Linked DNA regions of Homo sapiens: region 2 is linked to region 1. Evidence: read pairs that join two places in POLR2A ChIA-PET (ENCODE). Cell type or tissue: endothelial cell of umbilical vein. All regions are shown on one strand. Each heading gives the region's core, and the rest is flanking DNA. Links, peaks and the distances in the headings are about the cores only.

Region 1 (16,221 bases), core at 5,620-13,619:
TGAGAGAGTCACATGTTTGAGGAGATGGAACAGTACAGGTGAAAGGTTTTGGTGAAAGGTTTGCCTCCCTGTTGCAAAGATACGTGTAGTTGCCTTTAGGGCCCACTTGGATAATGCGGGATAATCCCCCATCTCAGGATCTTTAACATAATCATACCTGCAAAGTCTTTGCCATAGAAGGTCACATTTGGAGATTCCAGGGATAAAGACATGAGACTTTGGGGCCATTATTTAGCTAGCCTACTAAACCCCCCAAATCTATCTACAGATTCAGTGAAATTCTGTATTGTAAATATTTTTAAATTTTCTGTATGTTATGATGTCATGACATATTTTAAAAAAGGTTCAGGCAAGGGAAAGACTGACTCCCTCAGGGCCAGCCAATTCTTAAAAAATATCAAAAGGCTCAGTTAGCAGCACTTTTTTTTTTTGAGACGGAGTCTCACTCTATTACCCAGGCTGGAGTGCAGTGGCATGATCTTGGCTCACTGCAGCCTCTGCCTTCCTGGTTCAAGCAATTCTCGTGCCTCATCAGCCTCCTGAGTAGCTGGGATTACAGATGTACACCACCATGCCGGCTAATTTTTGTATTTTTAGTACAGACAGGGTCTCACCATGTTGGCCAGGCTGGTCTCAAACTCCTGGCCTCAAGTGATCCGCCCACCTTGGCTTCCAAAAATGCTGGGATTATGGATGTGAGCCACCACGCCTGGCTAGGAGCACACTTTTGATATGCAAACTAATTAACCCAGAGCCACACTTCTTTTATTTAGACCATATACCCAGGAAACAATATTCCTCTACCTTGATCATCCTGGGTCCAGGGACCAGGCAGCTAGAGACCACTCCTGCAGCCCAAAGCTGCTCAAATTCATCAAACTAGCCAACCCTAAACAGTGCACCCTGCCATGTCTTGCCTTTCCTGGGGAAGCCCTACTAACAGCAGTGGCCTCAACTTTCCCCTGGCTCCTGTGTTTTGTGCCTGATCACTCTGGTGTCTTTCCCAAGTGGCCCTGTATAGCCTCCTGTCTCCAGGACCTGTGAACATAATAAACATTGTTTTGCTAAGCTTTGCCTGGCTCTCCTCTTGTGACTGACCATCTCATAAAATAATTACAAAGCAAATTCCAATCAAAATCCTGGGAGAATGTTTTTGGTAGAAATTGACAGGCTGATTGTACATTTGTATGTAATTGTAAAGGACCTAGAGTGGACAAAATAATGTTGAAAATAAAGAACAAAGTGGGAGGACTCTCACTACCTCATTTCAAGACTTATTTTAAAGCTACAGTCATCAAGACAGTGTGGTATTGGCATAAATTTAGACACACAGATCAACGGAACAGAGATGAGTCCAGAAAGAGACTCAAACACGCGTGGTCAATTGATTTTTCACAAAAATGCCAACAGAATTCAAAGGAGAAAGAATAGTCTTTCCAACAAATGATGCTAGAAGAATTAGACATCCATGAGGAAAAACAACTAAAATGCTATTATCTGGTGAACAGGTAAACAAATTGTAGCGTACCTAAACAATGGAATCCTACTGACCGATAAAAAGAAAGAAAACCACTGATCAAACAACATGATGAATCTCAAAAGCTAAATGAAAAGCTAGGCACAGAAGACTATATATTACATGATTCCATTGTTATGGAATTGTAGAAAAGGCAAGACTATATCTACAGAAAGATCAGTGGTTGCCAGAGCCAAGGCATGGGATTAGGAGATTAGCTGACAAGAGGCATAAGGGAAGTTTTGACGATGATGATAACATTTTGTATCTCAATTGGGGTGGTGGCGATGTGATTTCCGTCATTTATCACAACTCAAAACAAACACTTCAAATTGGAAAATTTTAGTTGTATGTAAATTGTAATTTTTTTTTTTTTTGAGACAGGGTCTTACTCTGTCACCTAGGATGGAGTGCAGGTGCAATCTTGTCTTACTGCAGCCTTGACCTCCTGGGCTCAAGCAATCCTCCCACCTCAGCCTCCTAGAGTAGCTGGTAGAGCTACAGGCACATACTACCACTCCTGGCAATCTTTTTTTTTTTTTTACTTTTGGTAAAGATAGGATTTTCCTATCATTCCCTGGTCTCGAACTTCTGGGCAATCTTTCTAACTTGGCCTCACAAAGTGCTGGGATTACAGGTGCAAGCCGCTGTGCCCAGCTGAACTGTAACTTAATAAAATCATATTTTAAAAGACCAGTCACAGTTTGGATGCATACTATGGTTACCTAACAGTTTCTTTCTTTTTTTGTGTTTGAACTCATGTAATTGATTTCAACTCTTTGCCTGGAGATTCTTGTTTGACACAGACCGAAGCCTCTTGTTTATTACTATTCCTTTGATTATAGCAATTTTAAAATATTCTACTTGTTGCTGTCTAGGATTTAGTAAATCCTATATCACAGTCAACTGGGAAGTGTCTGAGGAAAGCAGTTCTTCAGAACTAGCTGCCTATATATCTACCTAACCCTAAACCTCTGCACCCATCAGGAGCAGATGATAGGGCTGGCCATTCTTCATTTCATATAATGTTGGGTTCAGCTTTCACAGCACCTTTTATTTGAGGCGCTGTCGTTATTCATCCAGTGCCGCCTAAGAACCCTCAGGACAAAGCTTATATTTTCAGCGTGGTGAAGAAGAACCACCTTCATCTACCTGCAGCTGACTTCTGTGAGTTCCATTTCTCATCTCTCCTACCTTTCGGCCATATGAAAGGCTGGCCATGTCCCAAGGGAACTTTGCTTTCTCTTGCTTCCAGGCCTCATCTCGTGCTTCCCTTTCTATCTGGAATGTCTTTCTTTCTTGATATGGTTTTGCTGTGCCCCCACCCAAATCTCACCTTGAATTGTAGCTCCCATAATTCCCATGTGTTGTGGGAAGGACCCGATGGGAGATAATTGAATCTTGGGGGCAGTTTTCCCCATACTGTTCTCTTGACAGTGCATAAGTCTCACGAGATCTGATGGTTCTCTAAGGGGAAACCCCTTTCGCTTGGTCCCCATTCTCTCTCTTGCCTGCTGCCATGTAAGACGTGCCTTTCACTTTCTGCCATGTTTGTGAGGCCTCCCCAACCACGTGGAACTGTGAGTTCATTAAACCTCTTTTTCTTTGTAAATTACCCAGTTTCGGGTATGTCATTATCTACAATGTGAGAACAGACTAATATACTTCTGTCGCCCAATTCCCTCTTTTCTCGTACAATTTATCCTACTCATCTTTCAGGATTCCATCTAGATGTCACCTGCTCCAAGAAGCTTAACCCTTCAGAGCTATATTAAATAAATGTTTCTCTTAGGAGATTTGGCAACAGTGTTCATGCCTCTAAAATCTGGAAAAATCCTTCAGCCCCATCTATAATCTTGCCCAAAGTTGGTTTTACACTCCCTCAGGTGAGCCAACAAATTCCTTATTTTGATGAAACAATTTTGTCTTGAGTTCTCTTTCTTTTGCTATCATAACCAACATAACTGGTGGTTAGGAAACTGATACAGTCATCCTCCAATATCCAGAGAAAATCGCTTTTAGGAAGGCAGTGAATAGAAGGGTGTTTGAACACAGAAATGGGAACTGGGAGAAAATCTAATAGGTGCTGGTTGCATCCACTGACAGCCTGTGTCTGTTAGCTGGCCTAAGGCTGCTTGAGTCTTAAAGGCCCCTAAATATGCTTCTGGTTAGTACGATTAATTCAGGCCAAAGGAGAGAAAGCCAAGGCTATTGAGAGGCAAAGAAGCAAGAGGGCTTCTGTTGCTGCACTCTGGGCTCAAATATTGAGGGTGGAATGAACTGGTCTTAGGGAAGTCGACAGAGCAGTTGGCAGCCTCTTCCTAGGCAAGGGAAATAGGAGCCTCTGAAGGCAAAGCTTCCCGGAGGGGAAGCTCCTGGACAAACCGAGAACCATCCCTGACAATGCACCCTTCCGTGACTCTCCATGCACAGCATGGTCCATTGGTCACTCTGAAGCCTTTCTTAAGCATCTGATGATCTACACACATCCAAATTCCTCAAGTTTCTCATGGATCACAGCAATTGAGGGCAGTGTTTGCACACCAAATATCTGGATATCATTTTGTTAATTACAGGTTATTTAATAATATACGTAACTCTCTGATATCTAACAGAGAAACCCTCCCAGAGTGGCCTGAGAGCAGGAGTGTAGACCTGGACTTTTATTTTCCATTGGAAGAAATGGAAGCCAAGACAGAGCCATGATTTGTCCAAGGTCACACAGCTCCACGGTGACAGGGTTGGGACTAGAATATGAGACTTCTGAGTTAGAGCCCGCTACTCTTTGAAATGCGTCCTCATGGCCCCAAACATGCTTGTTTTATCATTCAGAGGCACAGTCAGAGAAACAAGCTTATACAGAAATGTGATTAGTCAGCAGATGGCAATCTATTGAGGAATCTCAAAAACATTCTTTATTCCCTTCTGGATTTAGCTTGCTACTGTCCATAGGGTACGAAGTCGGCCATTGCTTCAGTTTCCTCTACAAATGACTTTCTTTCTCTGCTACCCTATCAGGATCAGAGGATGCTGGGGATAGTAAATGGGGATAGTATCATGAGATAAAGGGTGAGGATAACTTGATATGATAAAGATAGTAAACTTCTGCTCAGATGAGTGCAGTGGCTCACGCCTGGAATCCCAGCGCTTTGACAGTTTGCGGCAGGAGGATGGCTTCAGCCCGGGGGTTCAAGGGTGTGCTGAGCTATGATTGAGTCACTGCACTCCAGCCTGGGTGATAGAGCAAGACCCTGTGTCTAAAACTAAACAAAAAAAAATTTCTGCTCAAGAAATTGTTTTAAAGTTTTAATTTTTTTTGGTTTACTGTGAGTAAATATAAAAAGCTATTCTCTTCTGATCTTCATTGTCAAAATGTTTAATGTGTTTTTAGTCCATTTCCTGCATGAATGAAGAAGAGCATACTTTTCTCTTAGCTGCAGAGGATTCCGTAATCATCTATGCCTATGCCAATATCAGTTCTCATTGTGCAGTATGGTTGATGTACAAGAAAAAACCTAGGAAATAATATGATTTAAAAATCCTTGCAATAATTTTTTTTTTGAAATGCTGCTGTCCCAAAAGTGAAATATAGAGACCATCAGGACAATTGTGGGTTTCACCAAGTCAAATTTTTTTTCCTATGTGACAGGAATTAAAATTAAATTTTTTTCTCCGATTTACGTAAGCACTATACGTAAAATTAAAATTCATGGTTGTTTCCCCCGATTCATGTGAACGTATTTTCCATTTGTCCCTCTGAAATCATTCTCTACGCTTCTCGCCCTGCTCTGTATCCCAGAGGCTGACCTCTGTGGACTGTATCAGTGGGTTCCTCTGTCTCTTTGTCTTGGGTTTGAGCAACGAGAGGTATCAACAGATCAGGGGGCGGGGGGAGAGATGTGGGGTACTCATTTTTCCCATTCCCTGCTTGTATTGCTGAAATTTTGGCAGTGGGTTCATTTCTCTTCAATGCACCTCATCTGCTTCTGTTAGATGCCAATGAGCTCCAGCTTCTAGAGCTCCAGCTCTTTCTGGGTTCCAGGTTCCCTCACCTTGACCTTTCAGACCCACGGGTCTGGATGTTTTACCTTCCCTTATGGGTTCCCTTAATCCTGCCCACCTCTCTGTACATAGTCCCTTATTAAGCTCCCTTTAATATAATACTGTGAAGGTAACATCTGTTGCCTGCTGAGACCCCCATTGACACTTAGACCCCGACTGACACAATAACAAAAATATATTGCCTTGGGAAAGCATAAATGTTATAGTGGACAATCCTTTCCTTTGGGGAATTATAATTCTTTGTTCCATAGTAATTATCCTTAGTCCATGTGGTATTTTAATGGTGATTTTCTAGTTTCCTTATTTCTATCTTTACTTATTTATATTCTTCTGTAATAAAGGGCTGCCTCTTTTTCCCCATGTATTTATTTAAATCAATATGGTCTTGTGAATATTGATTTCATTCTTTGGATTATAATTCTATGTTATTATTATTATTTTTTTGAGACAAGATCTCACTCTGTCACCCAGGCTGAAGTGCCATGGCGTGATCTTGGCCCACTGCAACCTCCGCCTCCTGGGCTCAAGTGATCCTCCTGTCTCAGCCTCCCAAGTAGCTGGGACTGCAGGCACCCACCACCATGCCTGGGTAATTTTTGTATTTTTAGTAGAGATGGGGTTTCACCGTGTTGGCCAGGCTGGTCTCAAACTCCTGGCCTCAAGTGATCCACCCACCTTGGCCTCCCAAAGCGCTGGAATTATAGGCGTGAGCCTCTGTACCTGGCCAATTCTATATTATTATACTTTAAAAAATTTGTTTTGTTGTTTAATTTGTTCCAGCTTTGGTCGCTGGGAATTCTTTCGGGTTGGATTTTGACATGGTTCTATTCCTGTTCTTTTTTTCTCAGCACTTCCTTACTTTCTGGCACCACAGTATGCCTCCAGGCTCATCTTGTGTTTTCTTTGCCTCAACTACTTCTCCAAAGTGCTCTGTTTTCTTTTACTGAAGAATGGTATTTGGAAACCATGGTATTTACCCATGCCTGTAATCCCAGTCTTTGAGAGGCCAAGGCAGGCAGATAACTTGAGCCCAGGAGTTCAAGACCAGCCTGGGCAACATGGTGAAACCCCATCTCTACAAAAAAAAATATACAAAAAATAGCCAGGCACGGTGGCACCTGCCTATAGTCCCAGCTACTTGGGAGGCTGTGGGAGGACCACCTGAGCCTGAGAGGCCAAGGCTGCAGTGAGCTGTCATTATGCCACTGCACTCCAGCCTGGGTGGCCAAGTGAGACCCTATTTCAACAACAAAACAAAACGAAAAAGAAGTACATACCATCTCAAATGTGTCTAGTGCAAGTAACCAAAGACATCATGCTTTAAACTTGGGAAGCAATTTTAATACTCAACAGAATAAGGAACAGTATATAAGACTCCTCTTATATGCTGTCAAAAAGACTAGAAAGGGCAAGAAGACATAATCATCATGAACATATATGCACCTAACAAGATACATAAACATTCCAACCAGAGCAGTGTCTAACTGTTATTTTGGTAAATTTTCAAATGATCCCCCACACCCCCAGACCTCCAGATCACCTGGTGCTTCCGATTTCTAAGGCTCTGGGAAACATTAAGAGTGGGAGAGTGTGTGGGGTTCAGCAATGTGCTTCTCATCTTGTATTCTTTGCAGATGCACAGGTTGCATTCAGCTAAGTCTGTTATTGCTCCCTTTCCAGTTTCCATTTATGTCTATTGTCCTCTATTGTCTCTTCTTCTGCCCTCATTGTCATTATCATTTTAAACCCTTTAAATGATTTCACTGTTATTTTAGTGGAGTTATCTTACTACTCGTGAGTCATTTAGAACTTGGATTAGTGCTTTGACCTGTATCAGGAATCATATTCACTTTTTCTTTAAAATTTAATGGCTCTTTCTTTAACAAATGAGATCATATATAATGCTTTATAATCTACTTTTAAAGATTAATACAGTATGAAGATTTTTCATTTGTGGGCAACTTGCTATAGGACCTGCTCTCTTCATTCCTTCGTCACCACTTGCCCATAGTGTGTCACACAGGAAGGCAAGGATGGTTAGCACACTTGGCCCTGGGAGGATGAAGAATGCAATGGGCTGGAAGTCCTAGGGCAGGTGGGATGTGAATATGGGACAACACATTGCCAAGGGGCAGCTATTGGGAAAGGATACAGGGCATGTGGCTTAAGGCAGATGCTTTTTCACTCTGAAACAACTGGGGCAAAAATTTGTAGACAGCTGGACACTATTTGCAGATAAGACATCGTACTGATTGTGCAATGACATGGCCTAGCCACCTTCCCAAGGATAGAATTCTATCTGGCTTTATTAACTCTCCAGGGATGGCCTCGACTTTGGCTGCCTGTTCTTCCGGCCACCCCAGGAGGCTGAACACCCCCCCGAATGCAGGCTGTGGGCCAAGAAGAATAGTGACAGGAGATGGGGAGTGGGCATATCTGGGGGTCTCTGAATCCACCCAAAGGACAAGGGTCCATTGAAGGAAGCTAAATAGGAACCTGATCAGTATTTCCTCTGAAGTATTAGTAGAAGTGATAATGATGTCTATGGCCGGGCATGGTGGCTCACACCTGTAATCCCAGCACTTTGGGAGGCTGAGGCAGGCAGATCATTTGAGGACAGGAGTTCAAAACCAGCTTGGCCAACATGGTGAAACCCCATCTCTAATAAAAATACAAAAATTAGCTGGGCGTGATGGTGGGCACCTGTAATCCCAGCTACTCAGGAGGCTGAGGCAGGAGAATTGCTTGAGCCTGGAAGGCGGAGGTTGCAGTGAGCCAAAAGTGTGCTACTGTACTCCAGCCTGGGCAAAAAAGCAAGATTCTGCCTCAAAAAAAAAAAAAAAAAAAAAAAAAAAGAAGTGATAATGATGTCAGTAGAGTCCTGAAGCTTGGGGCATTGCTGAGCATCAGACAGGAAAGGTGTATTTTTCTTAGGCTACCTGATTCACCAGCCCTTTACATTTCAGCGGTACTTTTGGGTAGAAAGCAGAAAAGCTTTTGATTTCTTTTTCCTGAAGGAAGATAATTTTGTAATCAGCTGGGAATTCAGTGTGAGGATTAAAAAGAGGAGTAAAGAGAATTCCAGATTGTGAAGGCAGGGCAGTCTTGCTTCCAGGCAAACCCGATGACAGTCAAATCTAGTTTTGCAACACAATTAGGGCATTTTCACTGACCTCAGAAATGTTGGAGAAATTCTTACCAAAGGCTGGGTGTGGTGGCTCATGCCTGTAATCCCAGCACTTTGGGAGGCTGAGGTGGGTAGATCACCTGAGGTCAGGAGTTCGAGACCAGCCTGGTCAACATGGCAAAACCCTGTCTCTACTAAAAATGCAAAAATTAGCCAGGCATGGTGGCGGGTGCCTGTAATTCCACCTACATGGGAGGCTGAGGCAGGGGATCGCTTGAACCCAGGAGGCAGAGGTTGCAGTGAGCCGAGATTGTGCCACTGCACTCCAGCCTGGGTGACAGAGCCAGACTCCATCTCAAAAAAAAAAAAAAAAAAAATCCTTACCAAAAAAATGGAAGTGAATCCCCATTTTAAGTTCACTTTGATTTAAAAATATAGTCATGTGCTGGTTAACGACAGGGATACATTCTGAAAGACGTAAAATTAGGCAATTTCACTGTACAAATATCGCATGGATGGTAGAGTCCACAGCACACCTGGGGTATAGGGTATAGCCCATTGCTCCTAGGCTACAAACCTGGACAGCATGTGACTATACTGAATACTACAGGCAGTTTTAACACAAGTAAGTATTTGTGTATCGAAACCTAAAATACAGTATTATTATCTTATGGGACCACTGCCATGTATGCGGGCCCTTGTTCACTGAAACATTGTTACGCAGTGCATGAGTGTAAATATAGGGGAAGGGAGAGGATGTGAAATCAGACAATGGCACTGATCCTGGCCTTATCTACAACCACTGCTGTGTTTCTGGGTCTTATACCCCAGATCTGTTTCCTGCCCCTTCCTCTGCCCCTCCTGTCTTGGTTAGGTGACCTTCCTTCCTCCACACTGAGAAAGAAATGATGCTTCCTGTTACTTTCAGGGACTGATGTGGGACTCCTGAACTCCGTTGTGCGTGCTGTCCTGCTGGTACCAAGGCTAAGGCCTGGGAGCAAAGGTCGGTCTTCCCTTAGGGCAGAGGATGTTCTCAGCATTAATCATCTTGGGGCAGGAAATGACTAGCAAGGTGGCTCTTAGGAGAGCGAGGGAACCCAGGGCCTTATCGCTTAAGCCTAGATTCTAAGGAATCTAGATGAGCCTTTTTTTTTTTTTTTTTTTGAGACGGAGTCTCACTCTGTCGCCCAGGCTGGAGTCCAATAGCACGATCTCGGCTCACTGCAAGCTCCGCCTCCCAGGTTCAAGTGATTCTCCTGCCTCAGCCTCCCGAGTAGCTGGGACTACAGGCATATGCCACCATGCCCGGCTAATTTTTTTTTTTTTTTTTTTTTTTTTGTATTTTTGGTAGAGACGGGTTTTCACTGTGTTAGCCAGGATGGTCTCTATCTCCTGACCTTGTGATCCGCCCGCCTCGGCCTCCCAAAGTGCTGGGATTACAGGCGTGAGCCACCGCGCCCGGCCTATCTAGATGGGCTTGACAGGGGTAAGACAGTCCATGCTACCCAGATGCTGAACAGGAACTCGGCAGACCGGAAGCCCCGGAAGACCCTGCGACAAATAACCTGGGGGCTTTGGGGCACCGACAATGATGTTACCCAGCAAACAGTCAAAAAGAAAACTTTTTTTTAGAGAGGCATAATTGCCTTTTGTAATCAGCAAAGTCTGGTCATGCACCAAAGATGATTATCCGCTGAATTGTGCAGAAGGGGCAGTTGTGTCCCTTTTCTTGGGCTGGATTTTTAAGGCAGAGGGCAGTGCCTCCCGAGGCCACTGTGGCAGAAGCGATTAGCGGGATCCCCACAGAGAAAGTGAGACTCAGGAAACAAGGGGATGCAAGATCAGCCGGGCTTCCTGACTTGGGTCATTATCTTATTTCCAGGAGCCAGCGGGTTTCCTCACTGCACTCACCACACTCACTCATGTGCTCTACTGCCCTTTGGGCTCCAAGAGAGCAGGATCCTGGCTTATTTCACTCCAAGTAGCACCTGACTCAGAACCTGCTCTGCAGTGAGTTCTCAATCAATGATGTTTGAAGACATGGGCCCCAGTGATAGTGCTTTCTCTATGCGCTCTCTATGGAAAATGACAAATCTTCTTAAGGCATCCTGATGGAGGCACTGAATGGCTGAGATCCGCTCTGCTGGTCTCCCCTTTGGAGAGATCATTGGTGCCACATGCTTGATTTTCATCTGAGACCTCACCTAGAACTGAGCATGTTGGTGCCTTGTCACCTTGGGATGTTTCCATGCTATTTTTTTCTAATAGAAAAGTTAGTATTTGCACATGGTTAACAAAATTCAAACAGTACAACAGGGTATACCATGAAAAGCATCTTCCTCCCAAATCAGACCTTTAGTGTCCCCTCTCCGGAGGCAGAAGACTTCTTGGACATTCCTCTGAAGCTTTTCTACATAAAAGTAAGCACATACATGTATATATTTATATGGGTATATTTTTAGATATCCACATGTGCTTAACTTTTCAATTTGCTTTTGTCATTCAAAGTATTTCCTGGCAATTTTTCATATTGCCCCATGTAAGTTGACTTTATTCCTTTTAAATTAAAAAAATTCTATTAAGTAATACTTCTATATGATTTAAATATAAAACATACGTAAGAGTTTATAATAGAAGGAATCATCTTCTGCCTCATTTCCATTCTTCTTCCTTAAAGGCAACTGCTTATAACTGTTTGTCTTTAGTTTTTTTTTTGATAGATAGCACCGTAATATAAATCATATGTTTATATTTCTGTTTCTTAATTCATTGACTTAAAATATTATTTATTGACATTTTTCTATGATAGATGGATATCTCTCCCACTAACTAATATGCTTATGCCTCTATTTATCTGTCAACTTTAGACATTATCTATTGATTTTCTAATAAGATAGATGAGCGTTTAGCTACTTACTACACCCCATCTCCTCCCAACACTGTTCCATCTTTATTTCCAGTTTTCCCCTTGTCACTTCTGCAACATCAAACACCACACTTAAAACTTGATTGCTTTTTGTATCAACCATAGGAAGCATCGTTTGACTTTGAAATATAAGAATATTAGCAAACTCAACCTTCCCTTTGCTCATATCACCCCCTCCATAACAACCTTCCTATCGTTCAAAATCTTTCAGCTTTCCCTTTATTTTGCCACTGTCAAGTTGATAAAATTTTCATTCTCTTCTGCAACCATGGTGAAGGTTTCCATGATTTGCTGGTACACCTGAGTGATATATTGATTAGGACTCATTTAGTAGAAAGTGACAGAAAACTCAACTTGAAGCCGGTGAAGCAGGAAAATAAATTTATTTGCTTTACAACACAAGCAGCAATATGTAGGGATAGCTTCAGCCTCAGGTAAAGATTCATTCAAAAATGTTATCAGGACCCAGGTTCTCTTTCTCCAGCTCTTACATTCTTCTTTGTGTTGGCTGCAGCCTGGGTGAGTGTCCCCCAAGGAGTCAAGATATTGGCAGCTGCTTTTCCCTTCCCTTTCTCAGGTTTAAGTCCAGTAAATCCAATGGGAAGAAGAGAAAGTTTCTTCCAAGTAGTCCTGTTTGGGGATTTTTTTTTTTAACGGAGTCTCACTCTGTCATCCAGGCTGGAGTGCAATGGCGGGTCTTGGCTCACTGCAACCTCTGCCTCCAGGGTTCAAATGATTCTCCCACCTCAGCCTCTTGAGTAGCTGGGATTACAGGCATGCGCCACCATGCCCAGCTAATTTTTGTATTTTTAGTAGAGATGGGGTTTCACCATGTTGGTCAGACTGGTCTCAAACTCCTGACCTCGTGATCTGCCAGCTTTGGCCTCCCAAACTGCTGGGATTACAGGCGTAAGCCACTGTGTCCAGCCCGTTTGGGGATTTATTCTGATTGGAACCATGTGTTCTCACTCCAGTCCCTGAACAGGGAATAAGGGCAGGCTGATTACCTGACCCTGATCTCAGGTTCCTCCCCTGGAACCAGGCCTAAAGCCTCACCTAAAGCACTGAAGGGGTTTCCAAAGAGGAAATCAGGATGCTGTTACCAAAAGAAAAGGGAGAGAATGCTGGGTACCCTACAATAAGAAATTACCCACCTGAGGCATTAAACTCAAATGTCGTCGGGGTCCTGTTTGCAGAAATTTGGGAACTGACCTAATGAGAGATACAGAGAAGAATGGTTCCTGTGGCCTAAGAGCTGTGCAGTCATTTTTAAAAAATGTCATGAGCCAAACAAAATCTGTCTGGAGGCCAAATTGTTTTTGAGAGCCATCATATGCAACTGTTGGCCTGTATATTCCTTCTGAAAGTTGAGAAAATTGGACGGCATTTATATGATTACGACTATGTAAACAGTTTTTTAGGGCAGAGTGAGTTAATGTTTTAAAATTCTCTAGGATCCGTGTCATGTGACACTCAACAAGAATGTTGCTGGTATCAAGCTGCTAAGATTCTTTCCCTCTTACACTCCCCCAGGATCTTTGCTCAGAATCAATCTGCATTGTGACTTACGGTACACCTGCACCATCCTCTGAGTGACAGACCCTGTTGCCTGTCCAACTGCCATTCCCTCTTTCTTCCTGGCTAGGATCTTTTCTTTTGTTTACCTTGGGTGTTGTCATTTATATTGCAGTTCTGTCATAGGCAGTACTGTTCAAGATGCAGTGGGAATGCAGCCCAGCAGGTCTCAGCCTCATTTTACTCAGCCCCTATTCAAGATGGAGTCACTTTGGTTCGAAAGCGACTGGGTAAAATGAGGCTGACACCTGCTGGGCTGGATTCCCAGGAGGTGAGGCATTCTTAGTCAACAGGATATTTACAGTTAAGGGAACAAGTTAATAAAGTTCACTGAAGAGATTCAGGACTTAACAGACCCGGGAAATAACAGATCCAGGAAATGTCCTGATGTCCCGATATCTTAAGAACAAAAACATTCTTGGTTTAAGAGTAAGTTTTTCTTTAAAAATAATAATACAGATTCTTGCAGAAGACAGTAGTTACACCAAGGTTAACAACTGTTTGTCATAAGCCCCTGTAGCAGAGTACATCTCCCTCATGATTTTGGGCTTATATATAATATGAACAAGCATTGCACCTAAGGTGTTTCCTCCTCTTGCTTTCAGGAGTGCCCTGCTCTGCCTGTGGAGCAGCCGTTCTTTCAGTCCTCGACTTTCTTAATAAACTTGCTTTCACTTTTCTCTGTGGACTTGCCCCGAACTCTTGTGCAAGATCCAAGAACCCTCCCTTGGGGTCTGGATCAGTACCCCACTCCTTTCCGGTAACAGTTCTTCTCATATGTCTTGTGATGCTTTGTGATCTCTTTGCGTTTTTTAAATTTTTTATTTTTAAGACAGAGTCTTAAAATATGATGGTGCACAAGACATTTTTGAAGGCTTGGAGGTCACAGGAAGGGATTTAAGAAAAGAAAAATCCATTCTTACACCTGATTTCATTCACTCATTCATTTATTCATTCAATTATGTGCCAAGCCCCTTCTGGAGAGAATCAGCTGTTCACAGTGCAGCTTGCGAGGGGCTGCCACCCAGGCTCTGGAGTGCAGTGGGGCAATCTCGGTTCACTGCAACCTCCACCTCCTGGGCTCAAGCGATCCTCCCACTTCAGCCTCTCAAGTAGCTGGGACTTAAGACACTCACCACCATGCCCAACTGATTTTTAAAACTTTTTTTTTGTAGACACGGTGGCTCACTATGTTGCCCAGACGGGCCTTGAACTCTCCTGGCCTCAAAGGGCCCTCCCACCTAGGCCTCCCAAAGTGTTGGGATTACAGGCATGAGCCATCACGCCCAGCCAGATGTTTTCTTATATATGAACTTGTCTTCTATTGATTAACAATTAATTTTGTGATTACAAACTCTGGTGCTGCGAACATTCTGGGACATACATTTATGCACAAGTATATCTACAGAATAAATTCTTTTTTAAAAAAATTATTATACCTTAAGTTCTAGGGTACATGTGCACAACGTGCAGGTTTGTTACATAGGTATACATGTGCCGTGTTGGTTTGCTGCACCCATCAGCTCGTCATTTACGTTAGGTATTTCTCCTGATGCTATCCCTCCCTCAGCCCCCACCCCCTGACAGGCCCTGCTATGTGATGTTCCCCTCCCTGTGTCCATGTGTTCTCATTGTTCAACTCCCACTTATGAGTGAGAGCATACGGTGTTTGGTTTTCTGTCCTTGTGATATTTTGCTGAGAATGATGGTTTCCAGCTTTACCCATGTCCATGTAAAGGACATGAACTCATCCTTTTTTATGGCTGCATAGTATTCCATGGTATATATGTGCCACATTTTCTTTATCCAGTCTATTGTTGGTGGACATATGGGTTGGTTCCAAGTCTTTGCTATTGTGAATAGTGCCACAATAAACATACGTGTGCATGTGCCTTTATAGTAGCATGATTTATAATCCTTTGGGTATATACCCAGTAATGGGATGGCTGGGTCAAATGGTATTTCTAGTTCTAGATCCTTGAGGAATCTCTACACTGTCTTTCACAATGGTTGAACTAATTTACACTCCCACCAACAGTGTAAAAGTGTTCCTATTTCTCCACATCCTCTCCAGCATCTGTTGTTTCCTGACTTTTTAAAGATCGTCATTACAAAATAACTTCTTAGAGGTAGAGTGTTGGATCAAGGTCATTGGAAATGTCCTCTCTGGAGTATGTATCTGTGTGTGTGCACGTGCATGTGTGTTTTTGGAAAGCAGGATTGCATACTGAGAAAAGTATGAGCTCTGGGGCCAGGTTGCTGGACTCATCACCTTTTCTCATTTCCTTAAGCAGTGCTGTGACCTTGGGCAAGTTACTTAAGTTTCTGTGTCTTGGTTTTCTAATGAGTAAAAATGGGAATAATAATATCACCTTTCTTCTAGGGTTGTGAGGATTAAATGAGTTAATTTGCTGAGATTCATGTCTGATACCAAACACTCAATAACCATGGCCTGTTACTGAGTGTTATTCTAGGTCAGACTTAGCAACACACTAATCAGAAAGTCTACTGTTCTTAGCGGGCCAGTGCTGGAACTCCGATGAGTTCATGCGTGCCTCTGAGCACACCCACTGAGCGAGGAGAGGTGGTCCTCAGAGCCCGGATGCAAGCCCAGGGCCTCCGCAGACCTAGAAAGTGGCTCTGAGCTTTCTTCCTCAGCGGTCTCCTGAATGTGGCCGCTCGCAAGCTGCACTGTGAACTGCTGACTCTCTGTTCCAAAAGGGGCTTGACACATAATTGAATGAATATATGAATGAGTGAATGAAACCAGGTGTAAGAGTGCATTTTTCTTTTCTTAAATCCCTTCCTGTTACCTCCAAGCCTTCAAAAATGTCTTATGCAGCATCACAGCCCCGATTTACTATACGTGTGCTTGGAGGGGCACAGCATGGCACGACCCGACCCGAGTGGACTGTAGCAACCAAGTCAAATGGGAGACAAAGTGCAGTTCCGAGGGGTCTCCAGGAATATCTGGGAGGGGGGACCCTGGTAGAAACCTGAACCCCCTGATTTCTT
Region 2 (16,221 bases), core at 3,941-11,940, 240 kb after region 1:
TCATTTGTACCAGATCCCCAAGTCTCAACTGGTCCAGTCCATTTCACACCAGCAGTACCAGCCTTCATCCCTCTCCTGCCTCCCTTCTGTTGGGTGGCAAAGACCTTGTTGGGTAAATAAGTTTAATCTAATGGTTCTCCCAGCTCATTCCTCCTGCCCAGTCTGAGTTCCGGCCCTTATGACTCTCTGACTGTCATTGTCTTGGCTTTGAATTACCTGGCACCTTTGCCCTGTCTGAGCAATGCTAGCACTCACCTCCCTTCCTTTAGTAAACCTACTCATGATGGGTGTCATGTTTCTCATGCCTGCAGTGCTGTGAACTGCAGTGCCATAAGGTAGGTGGGAAGTATTCGTGGGGGAGGTGTGTTTGTGGAGTAAGGCAGTGGGAGGGTAGAGGAAAAGGAGATAAAGAAAAAGCCCATTTCTAACTCTCTGAACAGGCGAGGCCAGCTTATCTGAGATGCCTGTGATCAGGTGAGTCCATATCTACTATACATTAATTATATATGACATATGTGTGGCAGTGAGCCTCTTAGGATGGGCCAGAGGCGGCAAACCTTGCAGCAAGCCTGGGAGGTGAAGACAAGGAAAAACGGGCTCAGAAAGCTACCTGAGCCCCCTGAACCGCTTTAAAACGAGTCAGCCTGTTTGAAGCCTGGCCCTCCCATTATTAATTGTTATGAATTTTATGAATTTGGGCAAGTTTCTTAGCCTCTCTGGCCCTCAGAACCTACCTCAGAGTGTTGTAAAAATTCACTGAGATAATGGCAGTTAGGACTGCCCAGCTCAAAGCTAATATTAGTTAAGTAATTATTTTTGTTGTTTTTGCTGCTGAACTAAGGCCAGCTGATATGTGGCAGAGCTGGGCTGAGTTTCTCAGACTCTAAAGCTTGGGCTCCTTCTGCGAGTCATACTATTACTGTTGCCTCATCTGTTTTGGTCAGTATGAAAAGTGCCTCAGTTCTTAGTGTCTCCCCTACTCTTTTTGCCCAGTTTCCTGTGTGGTGGGGTTAAATGGCCCTTGACTGGTTCCTGGTACCAGGGACCAGAGAACTTCCTTCTTACCCATTGTTAATTTGAGCTAAGGGTGTGGAATTTTGTTCAGCTTCTTAGAAAATTATGCAGATAGAATGATTGCTTTGGCATTAAGAAACTTGTTAACTGACTTTCACTATGTTTTTTTTTTAAAGGAGAATGCAGTTGAAACTAATTTTGTGGATAGAGAAACTGTTGGAACTGCTTTACAAAGTATTTTAGTAAGTGTGGGGAAATTTACTGTCTCGGTCATCTTTATTCCTCAGCTTTCATCATGATGTAGGGGAAAAACTTACCTGTGAACAGATATAATTATTGAAGTCATCTTTAATTTGTATTCTCTCCCTCATTCACACACAGGTAAAAAGAGTTGAGATTATTTTTTAACAATTGGAGAAGGTAGTTTAAAGATTAGGTGGAAGAGAAGATGATGTCTTACTATCAGTAATATTAACCCAAATAAAACTGTTTAAATGTTTCCCATTTGGAAGAGATCATGACAGGTGGTATAGAGCAAGCTCATCCAATGTACATTGCTGTTGGACGTTTTTGTGTGCTTTCGCTAGTCTCAAGAGAGCTGCCAAATTACTGTGGCAAGTTTAAGTAAGTGAATTAGGGCAGGATTTTCCAAGCTGCTAGGCAGTCTGTTAGTGGGTCATAAAATTAGTTTAGTGGGTCACAACAAGCATTACAACGAAGTGAAATAATGACTTTTTTTTTTAATGGAGTCTTACTCTGTCACCCAGTACAGTGGTGAGATTTTGGCTCACTGCAACCCTTCCATCTCCCGGGTTCAAGCTTTTCTCGGGCCTCAGCCTCCCAAGTAGCTGGGATTACGAGTGTGTGCCTGGCTAATTTTTGTATTTTTAGTAGAAATGGAGTTTGGCTATGTTGCCCATGCTGGTCTCGAACTCCTGGCCTCAAGTGATCCACCCACCTTGGCCTCCCAAAGTGCTGGGATTACAGGCGTGAGCTACCACGCCTGGCCAAAATAATGAACTTATCACAGTATACAGCATGTTGTAAAGGCTATGTATTTCTCCTGGAAACGTTGACTTCATTTTTTTTTTTCATTGTTGGGTGTGTGTGGGTAGTGGATCACTGTATATAGATAAAGTGCGTTTGAAAGCCTCCGATCTGAGATATTTTAGAAAGTTTATCTGAGTTCTTTAGAGCAAGTCTAATTGTGCAGAGAAGGAAAGTGCTTATAACTGAGTCTTTCTTAGCTGTATTTCCATCACCATTGAGTGGATTCACCGTGACCCATTTTAGGGTTCAGGACTTTGGTCATCACAGTGGCAATGTTTTGCAACATCCTCCTTCCTTCTGTGGTTCCCACCAAGATCTTCCCAAGCATCATTTCTAGGTGGGAGGGTCACACATAGCCATGCCGGTTATCACAGGCAATTACACAGAGTAGATGTGATCACACAGACCGTCCTTTTCAAATTAAAAATGTTTTGTTTCTCTAAGGCTGTCATTTTTCTTTTCTCTACACTAAATAAAATAGTTCACAATCCTTTACAATAGAACTACACCATATGTCACAGAAGGCAGGTCTCCGAGAGGCTAAATGTGTGGCAAAAGTAGACAGGAAGCACAGTCCAACCGCTGTAGGGTTGAAATATGAAAAGCTAGTGTCACAGGCCACCAAGAAGGTTCTGAAGCCTTTTTGGGGGAGAACTGGGGAGAATTTGATAAAGCCAGAAAGGTACAAATAGGGACTATTGAGACTGGCATTTCAGTGGATTAAACTATAGAAGGAGAAAAAGATATTCCTTAACATTGGTGATAATATGTTGTTATCAGGTATAATGATTTATAGTAATGGTAATACAGATATTTTTTTTTCCAGAGCTAATACATTTTGTAAGTGGAAAATAAGGTTTATGTCTTCAATTCTAAAGATTCATAGATGAAATTAGGAAAATAGTGTCCTTAAAAAAAAAAAAAGGAAAATAGTGTCCTTCCTAATTAACATGTCCCATGTACCACTGTGTTTATGTACTTTCTACTATAAACTGAATTTTAAAATCTTGAATAAAGTATACTCACAAATAATTGGAATCTTACTCAGTTTGACATTTGTAAGATTATCGGCCGGGTGAGGTGGCGCACACCTGTAATCCCAGCACTTTGGGAGACCAAGGCGGGCAGATCACCTGAGGTCAGGAGTTTAAGACCAGCCTGGCCAACATGGTGAAACCCCGTCTCTACTGAAAATACAAAAATTAGGCGGGCATGGTGGGCGCCTGTAGTCCCAGCTACTCAGGAGGCTGAGGCAGGAGAATCGCTTAAAACTGGGAGGCAGAGATTGCAGTGAGCCGAACTTCATCTCAAAAAACAAAACAAAACAAAACAAAATTATAAACCAAAATGTAGAGAATGACTTTTAGATTTTGTTCTTTCAACTCTGAGTTGCCTCGGAAAACTTTTAAAAGAATTGTCTCATTTTTCATGGCCTTTGTGCTACATTTTTAAGTACTTAATCCATTTAAGGAGGTAAAACTATCCTACTGTAATTAAGCTGTTCAGATTAATTTTTTTAAGGCATAAAGGAAGTAGTTAGCTATGATGATCTGTATTTTCTTGTTACATAATTATTTTACAATTGTTCCTCTCGAAGTGATGAGTGATTTCCTCTATAACCAGCTGTCAGTAAAAGACAAGTTTTCATTATGAGTATGTTAACGTGTCCTTTGTCCTTGTCCTTTTCATTTAGTTAAAGTAACCAGTAGCTCCTATTTATGTGAACTTGAAAAAGGTACTGTTAAAAAAAGTTCTGACCTTTGTGATAAGAGCTGTGAGTGAAGTCAAAGCTGATAGGATGCTGGGTTCTTGGGTAATGAATCCTGTTACAACAAAAGAAATGAAAGCATGACAACTTGGGTAACTCAGGGAAAGAAGCCGATTTCTCCATTTCATGTGGACTTCGTATCAGGTGGAGCATTTACTTAAGGGGTGCCACGCCACCTTTTTCTGTTCTTTCCCTGAGTCATACTGCTGCTGTAGGATTTAAATCCCTCGATGGTGTGTTGAGACTTTGGGCAAACATCACTTGACCATAGAGTTATTAGGTAGTAACAGACTTGATTGCAATGCAATGAATTGCCAGAGTGAGTAACTTGATGGAGGATATGTATTGGTTCTTGGGGCAAAAGTCCTCATACCTGACAGCCGAGGACTAGAGCTGCAGACTCAGTGGTAGGTGGTGGTTGTTCTCACAGACTTGTGTAGTGGGGAAGGAGTGACTATTAAGGCTTTGTTTTGAGAGAGACAGACAGAGAATTGACTTGAGGATGGACGCTTACAAAGTAGACATGAGATTACTGCAGTAGTCCTAAATGATCCTTAAAAGCATCCTGTTGGAGTCAAGATAAATCGGATCACTTCACTTCTATAGGATCTGGATTATGACTGATGTCTCTGTTCCTCATCACTAAAATGAAGTGGTATTTCTCGAAGGCCTCTTTTAACTCCAGAATTAGATGAATTTTTGAAATGTTGAATATTTTCTAAAACAGCCTCCTTTCCATTCCCGTAAGAAAAACGGTTGTTATGCTCTATAGACATGTGGCACCCGATGTCTGGGTATTTACCAGTGAGCTCTTTGTTTTTAGGCTTTCATCATTCTGTGTTCCTTGTTTGCCAAGTAGGATGCTCACTTGCAGGATGCGGTCATTTTCCCATTCAGCTTTTAAGTTTTCCTGTGTCTGTTACTGTCCATACAGATAGTGAAAGGCTTCAGCTGAGTCCTGTGGGGAGATCACTTCGAGTTTCTGGGTTTGGGTGTGCTGTGATGGGGTGACTGAGATCACTGTCGGTGGTGAATGAACGGTCTCATGGAGCTGGGGTTGCCCTGCTTTTGTTTACTCGTGACTCTACAGGGCAGCCTGTGGGAAAATGGCAAGGCTTGGCGTCCTGGAACCACAAGCCTCCAGAGGGAGTTGAATTAATGTGCAGAGTTGAATCAGGGAAAGTTCAGAGGCAGTGTAGTTTACTCCCTTATTCCAGTACCCACACTCACTACAAATGTGTTTACATTTAAACTTTTGCCAAAGCCCCCTTAGTTTAAAAGGGAGGCTTCACATAAATGGAAAAGCTGAGGCCAAAAGGCCTAAACTTCTCTCATCTTTATTGCTTATTGCAGCTTTTATTATAGATGCTGCGAGTACTCAGCACTTCTAAGAAACTCCGATTGCTCTTGTTTCCCTTTCAGCTTGGAGCTGGGATCCAGAGTAGTTAACTGAGGGGCCTCGCAAGCCCCTTGTCAGGAGGATGGCCTGCCTTTGAAGGCAGTTGACTCTTGTATGTGTCTTAGTCTCTTTAGGCTGCCATAACAGATGCCACAGACTGGGTGGCTTAAACAATAGATGTTGGTTTCCTCACACTTGTGGAGGCTAGAAGTCCTAGATCAAGGTGCCAGCAGATTGGGTTCCTGGCTTGCAGACAGCCGTCTTCTCATTGTGTCCTCACATGGCATTGAGGCTGGAGAGTACAGGGAGAGAGATTGAGAAAGAAGGAGCTCTGGTCTCTTTTCCTCTTCTTATAAGGACACTGATCCCATCATGTGGGCTGCAGCCTCATGACCTCATCTAAACCTAATTACCTTTCAAAGGTCCCACCTCCAAATACTGTCACTTTGGGGGTTAGGGCTTCAACATAGGAATTTTGGGGGGACTCAGCATTCAGTCGGTGTGTGTGTGCGTGTGTGTGCGTGTGCATGTGTACTTGTAGAGGAGGGTTGATTGTCCACCTGACAGCCGTTGCCATCCCCTCTTCCCTGCTGGATGCCAATTTGCATTTTTCTGGCACGTTTTGCGGCTAGAGTGGTCATGTGACACTGTTCTGGCCAATGAGGCGATGGAGGAAGGCCCCCGGGGGCTTCTGGGAGTGCCTGCCTTCGCAGCTGGAGAGAGCCCTCCTCAGGGGCTGTCTCTGCCTTCCCTTCTTCCCATGTGTATCTGGGGCAGCTGAGGCAGGGCTAGGAGAAGAGCCCAGGTTCCTCCTGCCACCTCCAAGCGATGAAGCAGCCCTGGGCCAACTCCAGCATTCTCGTGTGAACTGCAGAGGAGCCCTGCGCTTCCAGCTACTTGCAGCCAGGTGCTGTTACCTACGCCCCACGCACCCTCACAGACCTGTGTACAAGGGCACAAGTACCTCCCCTGGAGCTGGCAGGAGGTGCAGTCGGAAGAGCATCTGGTCCCTGAGGCCTCCCTGTGCCTCCCCCTGGACCCCCAGGGTGTCCGTGTTCCCAGTTGTTGACCCTCGGGTGCGTCTGTCGCGTCTGCTCTCTTCTCCTCCAGGCAGGGAGCTCCTGGACCACGTCTTGCTCCCCTCTCGATCTTCAGGCCCACCCTGTGCTCCCCCGTAGGAGACATAGTAACTGGTTCAGCCAACCAGGTTAACTCAACCAGCGAGCGCTGTGGGTCCTGGTCTTGCTGACAGCTGTTGCTTTACTCCTTTCTTGTTTTTGGTGTCCTCCCTGCGAAGCCTGCGTATTGGTTGTTCACAGAAAGCCCACCAGGTGGTCTGAAGAGAGGGAAGTGGGAAAACAGACTTTAATTAAAAGGGCCGGGGCCATGGAAATAGCTGTTCTCTAGGGTTTGGTTAGAGACAGACAATCCTCCAAAGACCCAGACAGAGATGTGTCCCTGTCCTCACGCTCAGTTTTCATTGCGGAAGCAGAAATCAAATAAGAGCCAACTTAAATTCTTTTAATTATGGAACATTTTAAGCCTACAGAAAAAACACATCATTGTTACCGTTGTTTCTGGCATTAAGGTCTCTTTTTTCTTTTTAAGAGTGAAAAATGAAGTTTTCCAGACAAACCCTTAACTAATTCAGTATTTCAAAAGTGAAATACAGGCTGAACATCCCAAATCTGAAATCTGAAATGCTCTAAAATTCAAAATTTTTTGAGCACTGACATGCTGCTTAAAGGAAATGCTCACCGGAGCATTTCAGAGTGTAGATACTCAGAAATATTCCAAATATGCTAAAATTGGAAAAGCTTTGAAATCTGAAACACTTCTGGTGTTTCGGATAAGGGATGCTCAACCTGTAGTGAGTGAGTGGTTGGAAGTTAGAACATATTCTTCTGTAGAAACAAACCTGTTTGACCCACAATTTGGCCAATATACGGAGATTTGAGATGAAAAACTTACAAAATGATAGAATGACTGGCTGTCATTTTACCAGTAAGGAAACAAACCCAGAGAAGTGAAGTCAGGATTTAGGTTTGTGGACCTTTTATTTAAGGTTCTTTCTACTCTGCCATACGTTACTAGTGACTTCAGACAACAGTGTCGAATCTCATCAGCCAAAACCCACCAGGAACACAACGTGTAGTTATACAGAAGTTGGCTTCGTTTAGCTTGCTTCTGCCGGGGCCAGTGTACCCAGAAGAACCCTGGGACTATTTTGGAAAGGCAGACTTGGGGTTGTTGTTGGACTGGGTGATTTGAAGGTGGAATTAGGGAAATGGGACCAGATCTGGGTTGGATGTGGCCAGGAGGCAGAAACAATTCAGTGATTGGGTATCCAACAACTTTTATCTAGGAGGTAGGAGATTAAAGTAGAGTTAGAGTGGCCATGCAGTAAAGAATTTGCAATCATACATGTTGGTGAGAAAAGGGGGCATCTGGTTATTTTTGTGGTAGTAATGTGGGCCCATCTGTGTCCGTTTTTGAGCATTCATTATGTTCTGATGGGAATATGGGGGTCAGGTTGTCAATTAGACTGGTCTTTACTTTGAAGGTCGGTAGGGTTGAATTTAATTTGTTCACCAACTTACTTAATTTCATTCTGAATGCTGATGCTTGAGGAATAGGTTTTAATGGAGCAAGATGCAGTGGGAAGTAGGGACTTAGAGGATGTCTAAATAACCGTGTCTGAGCAGTCACTGGTTTTTAAACATTGTAGCTGCTCAATGGTAATAATGCAAATTTTAAAAAAGGCAGATGGGTAGTTTTCGCCTAGCTTGAGAAGCTTTAAAAATCATCATGACGACTGTACTATCTTAAAACGTGATCAGCTATAGAAGCAGATAAAACTGTCGAGCTGTTATTAAAGTGTACTTACAGTTGAAACATATTAGTCTTCAAAGATGCCATCCAGTTACTGATCCAGAGGTAATGTTAATGGTGGTGTTACTCACGGTGCCAAAACACCCACAGATCAGTAGAAAATGTGGACAGTCAATTTAGAAAATTTGCAAAGCAGTCAGAAGTGAGAGGCAGTGTTGGGTAGTGAAGAGTGGACCAGACTCCAATCTTGGTCCTAGTCCGAGCTTTGCCACTGTGTGGTCCAGAATGTCTTTGCCACTCTCTTAACTTAGTCATTTCATCTCTCTGGGCCTCAGTTTCCTCATCTGTCATAATGAGGAAGTTGAACACCTGGTCTCTGTGTTCCTTCTAAAGTTTCTGTCATTAAGTCTGTTTGAAGATAGTCTCTTCTTTTGAAAGTATTAGTTTGTTTGGCCAGTTGGGCCAGGTCATAAATATTACGGAATTATTAGTCAGCTCTTGAAGACAGGAATGTTTGAGGGCTTTGAAAGCTAGCCCAGCAGGAAGCTTTTCGTGGTCTGTGTATTTTCCTTCCTCTCAGGAATGATTAGGCCGAAATCAACCATCTTCTCAGTCCATCCTCTTTGTAGTTTCCTGAGATGAATGACCGAGGTGTTTTCTCCTCAGAAAATAACATAGGAGAAAAATTCCAAGGGAGGTCTCTTTATTCAGGAACTTGCAATTTAGGAATTAAGTGTGATAACTTTATTTTACCAATTTTAATTTTGTGACTATAACATAATATAAATAAGGATTCTGTTACATGCAAATTTTGAAATCATGCAAAAACCAAAAAAGGAAAAGAAGTCAATCAAAACTTGTATAATTTCAAAGATGGTGGCCAGGTGGTTTGGAAGCTGTGCATGGGATTGCCACATGGCCTCTCCCCTCTAGCAGGCAACAGGTGCCTTGTGTGTTTAGTCAGTATCTGCTGCATGTCATTGCTGATGGCATTCAAGTTTTTGCTTATGTGTGCTGGTATTTAATGTTCACTTAGATCTAAATATCTTTTTTTAGCCTTCAAAGATGTCAACCAGGTATTCATCAAGAGATATATTAATGGGGATGTTAGTGATAGAGCCCAGGACACCCCCAGCCCCCAGATCAATAGCTTTGTAACAGAAGCGCTAAACCACTATGAAGGTGATCAGACAACAGGGGGATGCATCCTGCCATTAATTTAGCAGAAAGAGCACACGTCCAAATAGGAGAGTTAAAATAGAGAGGTGCTGTAGCAAAGTGGCTCAGAGCATGGACTCTGGAGCTAGCTGCATGATGCTGCTAGCTGCCATTTAATTAGCCTTGTAGATTTAGGCAAGTCACCTAGTCTCGCTGGGCCTTAATTTCCCTATCTGTATGATGGAATAAATTTAATGTCTACTGCAAAGGTTATGTGACACTTAGCAAACATGATAAAACACAGGTTGCCGGGCCCACCCCCCAGAGACTGACTCACTGCATCTCCGATATTTGCATTTAACTAATTCCATGATGGTGCCGATGCCTCGGACCCTGGGATGACACTTTGAGGATCACCATGCTGTGCATTTGTACACACAGACACACACGTAGGCATTTGTTTTCCAAAGTAAAGGGCATACTGTTTGGAGCCTAATGTTTTTCTCCTATTTAGTGCCTTGTGAATATTTTCCCTTTCATTATTTATTCTAATAATGGATGATTTTAAGCTGCACTGTATTCCATTATTAGATATTTAAATGGCTTCCATTTTTTCCGCTATCATAGACCATGCCGGAATAAATATCATTCTGTGTACACTTGTCTACATCTCTGTTGATGTCTTTAGGGTAAATTCCTAAAAGTGGAATTACTGCGTTCAAGGGTGTTTCACGGTAAGGCCTTTTGCTACACATTGCCAACAAATTCTTCAGAGAGTAGCAGAAATTTGTCTTCTTACAAGTAGTCTATGAGAGTAGATGCTGATTTTCTAAATGTAAGGGAATAAGAAAAACTTCATGATTAACTTTTTTCACGTGTATTTGGGCTTTGGTGGGAGTAGGCAAGAAGAATATCCGTGGATTTATAGAGTAAGCAAAAGTATGTCAGGAAAAACTAGGAAGAATAGGGCTGAACTGTGGCTTGATTTCAGGAGAGTTTCTGGGATTCAGACTTGAATTAACTGAATGATGCTGTAATGTATAAGTGTTGGTATAGGTGATTTTATGCAAAGAAGAATAAACATTGGCTTACTTTTATTTATCGTATACGGTATGGGTGACTACTGCTGCTAGTTCAAGGGTCTTGATTTTTTAAAAATGTGTTTCTTGACTGTGGTAGCTGGGAGCCCCAGGATACAGACTTTTGGTTAAATAACATCTGCTCCACTCTGCCTTCCCGTGTGGGCCTCTCTAACCCTGGGCCAAGCAGTTGAGTCTCTCCTCGGGGTGCCTGGAGTGAGGGTGGATACAGCTTGGGTAATTCAGCATCTGTACCTAAAAACTTACTCAATGTAGGCTTCATGTAAAGAAGTCAGTGGTTCTTGGGAACAGGGGTGAGTGAATGGAGGCGAAAGGTGGGGCCCTCCACAGGTCAGTCAGGCCCTCAGGGTGGGACAAGAGCTGTAGGGCTCTTGGTTATAAACCTGTGTGGTGGAGACCAGCAGGTGAGCCAAACTCTTCTTTATTATCAGAACATTTCACTAATAAGGGATCTCAAGGGTCATCTGGCACAGCCTTCTCTTTTTGCAGATAAGGAAGCTAAATAATTTATTATTTCAGTTAAGCTTCACCATATGAGAGTTTTTGGTTTTTTTTTTTTTTTTTTAAAGTTTTTAGGATCAGATAGTGAACCTTGGAACAGAATTGGCTGCTTTTTGTTTCTTTTTTCTGGAAGTGCTGAACTTTAGAGAATTGTGGCTGCATGGTAGACAGGCAAAACAGGAAGGACACAGTGCAGCTGAGAGCGAGGGTGGCCTGTGGTCTCTCGTTTGGCCTGGAGAACGGGCTGATTTCAACTCCTCCTGCACTGCTCCTGAGTCACGGGTCCTACACCACCGTGCCTCTCTCCCGAGCTCAGGAGGCCGAGCTCAGGACTGCATGCTCCTTCCTGAGTGGTCTCCAAAGGCTTCAGAGTGGCCTTGGATGAAGAGCTGCTCACTTCTGTGCCAGTCATGTTTTTTAGAATTTACGTACTAGTTTTCTTCTTGCAATTCAAAAAAGTGTTTTTTTTCTTTTCCTTTTAGTAAAGAAACACGTATGACGGGTTATTTCTTTTAAAAAGCAACAGCTCCCCTGAACACCAAACTGTGCCTTTTACCACTGGGTGACACTGTTAGACCACAGAACGTGCTTTGCTGGTAAAATCAAGAGTCCTTGAATTTCAGATTTCATCAAGCTACTTTACATAGGAGAGAGAAACTCCAAATCACTTAATAGTCATCTATCAAATGTTATTTGATAAGTGTAATTTATCAATTTTAAGGCCAATGAGTTTAAGGCAATCAGTTATTAAAGAAATCCATTAATTGGGCAGGATTTCCATTGCTTAGAAGTTTTTGCAGATTAATGTGCTGCATATTAATGAACTAATTATTTCATGGGAATATTTATGCAAGCCAGTGTACTAATATATCTATTTCTCACCAGACAAAAGTCTAAGTTATCTTTCTTTGGCAAAAGACTCACTGTTGATACACAGCAATTAATGTTACGGAGTTTTAGTGAGGATTTTTTTGAGCCATCTTAAAAGCACGTCTGTTGGTTAGAGAAATGGGTATTTGGTTCTCTGTACTGGTATGTGTTAAGAAGATTATGTCTTACTATTTCTGAGCTCTTTCAAGATCAAATGAAGACAGAATTGTTCAAAGCGTGGGTTGACCTCCCCTACTCAGTTTTTGGCTCCTTTTGGAAATCTGATGTCTGCCCTTCTAAGCGTAAGGTGAGCATTATCTGGTCAGTTTCAGCTGACCACTATGTGACTGAGATGTTTCTGAGGTTAAGAATTGAGTGCGAGTCAGGCCCTCCCTTTGTGGGGTTAACATGAGAAAGAAGACAACTTCAAATTTAATTTTAATAGAATCAGACTTCAGTATCCTACAAGAGGTATTAATGGAGTCCTGCAGGAGTGTAAAGGGGAAACACTGAGGAGGAGCCAGGGAAGACTTGGTGGGGTGAGTTCCTTCATTTGGGTACTCTAAACCGCCCGTATTATCCTGTTCATTCAATACTTTTTTTTTTTTTTTTTTTTGAGATGGAGTCTCACTGCATTGCCCAGGCTGGAGTGAAGTGGCGCGACCTTGGCTCACTGCAGCCTCTGCCTCCTGCGTTCAAGCGATTCTCGTGCCTCAGCCTCCTAAGTAGCTGGGACTACACACATGCACCACGATGCCTGGCTCATTTTTGTATTATTATTATTATTTTTTTAAGTAGAGATGGGGTTTCTACTTGGCCAAGCTGGTCTCAAACTCCTGATCTCAAGTGATCTGCCTGCCTCAGCCTCTCAAAAGTGATGGGATTTACAGGCGTGAGCCACTGTGCCCGGCCCATTCAGTACGTTTTAATACGGTGCACACAGTGTGACATACAGCCCAGGGCTGGGGAAGGCAATAGGAGGTAAGATGAGAGGTTTGCTGGCCTCTGGAGGTCAGCCAGAGGCACAAGGAGTCGGCAGCTCCAGCTTTCTCCTAGCTCTTCTGTGTCTGCTAGTCACTGTGAGGCCACTGCTACTTTGTATGGCTTATGTACAAGCCATTGTGCCAGAGCATAGGGGAGAGGATGGAAGTCACTCAGAGGTCTTTTCCCTTCTGCAGAGATTGACTTCTGTGTCCTTCAAGGGGAGACAGTGTGGAAACGTGGGAAATTAGCCCACAGGCGGGGAAGTGCCTGAGGCAAGGGGCGTCCAGTGGAGTCTTCCACAGCAGTTCAAACAGTAGGACATGTCTCCGGAGGAGAGGCCCCGGGAAGACTCGGGGAGGCAGGCTGTGAGCTGGTCTTTGCAAGGTGCCTGGAGTTTTACTGGCTGGGGAGGAGGGATTTCTGCCCAGGAGGAAATCGGAAGCAGAGGTGGAGATGGGAACGTGCACGGGCTTGGTGTGTACTGGCTGCCTAGAGTTGATGCCAGAGAGTTAAGAACCACACATTTGTAAAGGTAATTGAGGACTCCACTATCGAGAAGGGGGCCACAGAAGGCCAAGCAGTTTAGCATCCTCTCCTGAGGTGACCAGTGATGCTCGGCTTGGTAGCCCTGATCTGATTAAATGAGTTAGCTCATTGGATTTGACTGAGGATGCAGCCGGATTAGAGGGAAAGGCAACCGGAGGGGATGGAGGCCATGGAGAAGCCAAGTGCACAATTCCCAGGATGAGGGATGAGCGACTGGTGATAGGGGGCGATTTTCAGATGCGTTTATGGAAGGGAACTGATGATCGATTCTGTACTTAGGGTTGAAACCTGTGAGATAGAACCTTTGGGAGAAATAAGGAAGTTAAGGGAAGACTGCGAGGGATTGTTTCTCAGTGGAAGAATGGTGTGTGTGCTGTCGTCTCTGTTGCTTTTGAGAAACAATAGCTCAAACTCAAATTCGCCTGGGATGACTTCTGCTACAGTGTAGGCCCTGTGGGGTGGGGTTGGCTCTGTCCTTTCAGTGTCCTTTCCAGCACCTGGGCAGTGTCTGGCACCTCAGAGGCCTTCAATAAATCGTGAGTAAAGGGGAGCTCAACTTGACACCTGTTGATTCTGAGGTGAACATTCCAGTACGAAGTTGGAATTTCAGAGCCAGAGCTTGGGAAGTCAGGAACTATCTCCACACACACTTTAGAAACAGCTCTTGTAGCAGAAGGGGTAAAGGTGTATGGGGTTTCCAGAGGCATGATCGAGAGAAGAGGACAGGGCTGTGGCCCTCTGCCTGGACTGCTGGTGGCGTTAAAGGGAGGGAAGAGGAAGTGTGGGCAGAAAGCTGGGGGAGAACAGGGGGAGGACAGAGGGAGGGTGGTCCAGGGGCTGCCTTCGCATCAGCAAGGAAATACCAGCCCCAGACCCAGGAGAGGCCCAGGAGAGTGTCACCAAAGGAGGGAGCCCTGGATGGCCTGAGAAAACCCTGCCGGGTGTGGACTGTCATGCGGATAGAAACATGCTGTTGCTGTGAATATTTGAAGGATGACATTTGTTGTCTGTTAGTGACCACGGATCACAGCCCTTGGGGACAGACATTGAGGGCCAGAAGCACAGGCACTTCTTACCAGAAAAAACACCTGACAGGCCAAGTGACACTGCCAGCTCCTAGGTAGCAGTTGGTCTGGGGAACATTAGCCAAGGTCCTTCTCAGGGTGAAATTTCTCTGGAATAGTTCTCAGGCCCAGCCATTGCCCTAGGAATAAGCTCAAATGCACCTCTTTGGTTGATAAACATTCTGTGCTTTGGGGCTTCAGATGGGACTGACTAGGGCTGGGACACCCAGAGCTGCAGAGTGGAGCAGGCTCTGCCTGTGTGTCACGTCCACATGGTGAACATGGCAGACGTCTGGTCGCCCTTCTCGTTTCTCCATAGATGTGCTGCTGTTGGCTGAACCTAGGGGACATTCCTCTCTCCCACCAGGTACTACTCACAGGATGAGGGTAGTTCTGCAGTCTACCAGGGAATTCTAGAATCTGCACAGGAGTAGAGGAAGTGAGGGTGCAGGGTTTGTGTCTTATCTGCAGTCCTAGGACTTTCAACTGGGTGAAAAAAGTCACCAAGGATCAGCCTCTTGCCAAGACAAGGGGCTGTTATAGTTGTCTGTGGGCCCTTGAAGGATTTTATTCCCCCCTTAAGCCATTTTTACCTCCTTCCCTGAGCCAGGAATTGAATGAATCTTTGTTTATTTTAAATTAGTTTTCTTCTATCTAGAGACTTCTTGTTCTCACACCCTAGAGTATTTTTGTTTTTGTTTTCATTTTCTCTCTGTATTTTGTCTTCAGTCTTTTCTAAGTTTGTTTGAATATCCAACTTCCTGGCAAAACTAGATTATGTGAGAACTGCTTTGTTTTTTTTTAACTTTGGCTTTGATCATGATATATTTGGACAATATAGAAAATGCCTCTTTTTAGCCAAGATGCAGACTTTGGGGAGGTACAAGGCTGAAGAAATTTAGTTGCAGGAGTAATTTGCTAGTTTGCATGGAAAGCAGCCCAAACTGTCATTGCTTGACCATCAGCCTCACTTTCTTCTGACAGATACCAGCTGGGTCTTGGGTACCCAACTTTGGCACAAGCCTCTCTGAGATCCTGCTCCAGTCATTTTCTTTCTTCCACAGCACTTTCTCCCTTCCCTGTCCACACTGGAAAAATGAGCAGAGGCCAAGATTGGGTTCATCATTATTCTTTGTTTAAACTAGTGTACTTGCGGTATACGGTCATTCACTTTCATGTTGATGGAACATTAAGTAATGGAGAGTTAGAGTAATGAATTAGTTTGTTGGGACTGTTTGCCTACTTTGTTGAGCATCTGCCACGTGGGCAAGTACTGTGGATGGTAGATGTTTTCCATGAGTTTTCAAGAATGCTGAGACCAACTCTGCATATGCAAGTGTACTAGCTCTGATTTCCAGTTGAGGAATCAAGACTCAGGTTAAATAATTTTATAAAATCAATAATTGATGAGTGACCTAACCAGGGATTCTAATTCAAGATGGGTGGTCTTCAAGCCTGATGCTTTTTTCCATTATGCTGTATAACTTCCCATGGACTATGGATGAAATGACAGAATTGTCATTATGCAGCAGCAACCAAGTGACTTGTGGATAGTAATTTTAATAGCTGTTGAACGTGTACTCTTACACATGCAGAGGAGGGCATGCACCAAAAAAGTGTACTGATTGAGGGTGAATGTTTAGAGGAAACACACCTGTGTCACCAGAATCTGTATTATCCAGAAACAATCTTTTCCAGACCCTGGAAGCCCCATTGGTACTGCCGTCTATTCACTCCCGAAATAAGCATTATCCTGACACCTAACATCAAAGGTTGGTTTTGCCTGATTTTGAACATTATGTACATGGACGCATGCAGTATATACTCTTCTGCATCTTGCTTTGTTTGCTTAACGTTGTATTTGTGAGATTCAGCTGTGCTTTGCTTGCAGAATTGCCAGTTCATTCTCATTGCTGCATAGTATTCCACTATGTC

The links. Peaks named below come from ENCODE experiments on the same cell type or tissue, not always from the same donor. Only the 100,000 strongest peaks of a DNase experiment are listed, where the experiment ranks them.
Region 2: POLR2A ChIA-PET joins it to region 1 with 15 read pairs; 3 of 35 experiments call an interaction of 5 or more read pairs at or near these places.

What each region holds. Positions count from the first base shown.
Region 1 is chr10:14,776,325-14,792,545 of GRCh38, reverse strand. No RefSeq gene overlaps it. Among named protein-coding and RNA genes, the nearest start is that of FAM107B, 9.5 kb to the right of the region's middle. In endothelial cell of umbilical vein, for the core only: no CTCF peak of the experiment used is centred there; DNase peaks (open chromatin) are centred at 9,585 and 10,625; H3K27ac peaks cover 2,928 bases.
Region 2 is chr10:14,538,357-14,554,577 of GRCh38, reverse strand. All of the region lies in intron 2 of FAM107B (family with sequence similarity 107 member B), which reads left to right. Among named protein-coding and RNA genes, the nearest start is that of MIR1265, 110 kb to the right of the region's middle. In endothelial cell of umbilical vein, for the core only: a CTCF peak has its summit at 6,574; a DNase peak (open chromatin) is centred at 8,587; H3K27ac peaks cover 463 bases.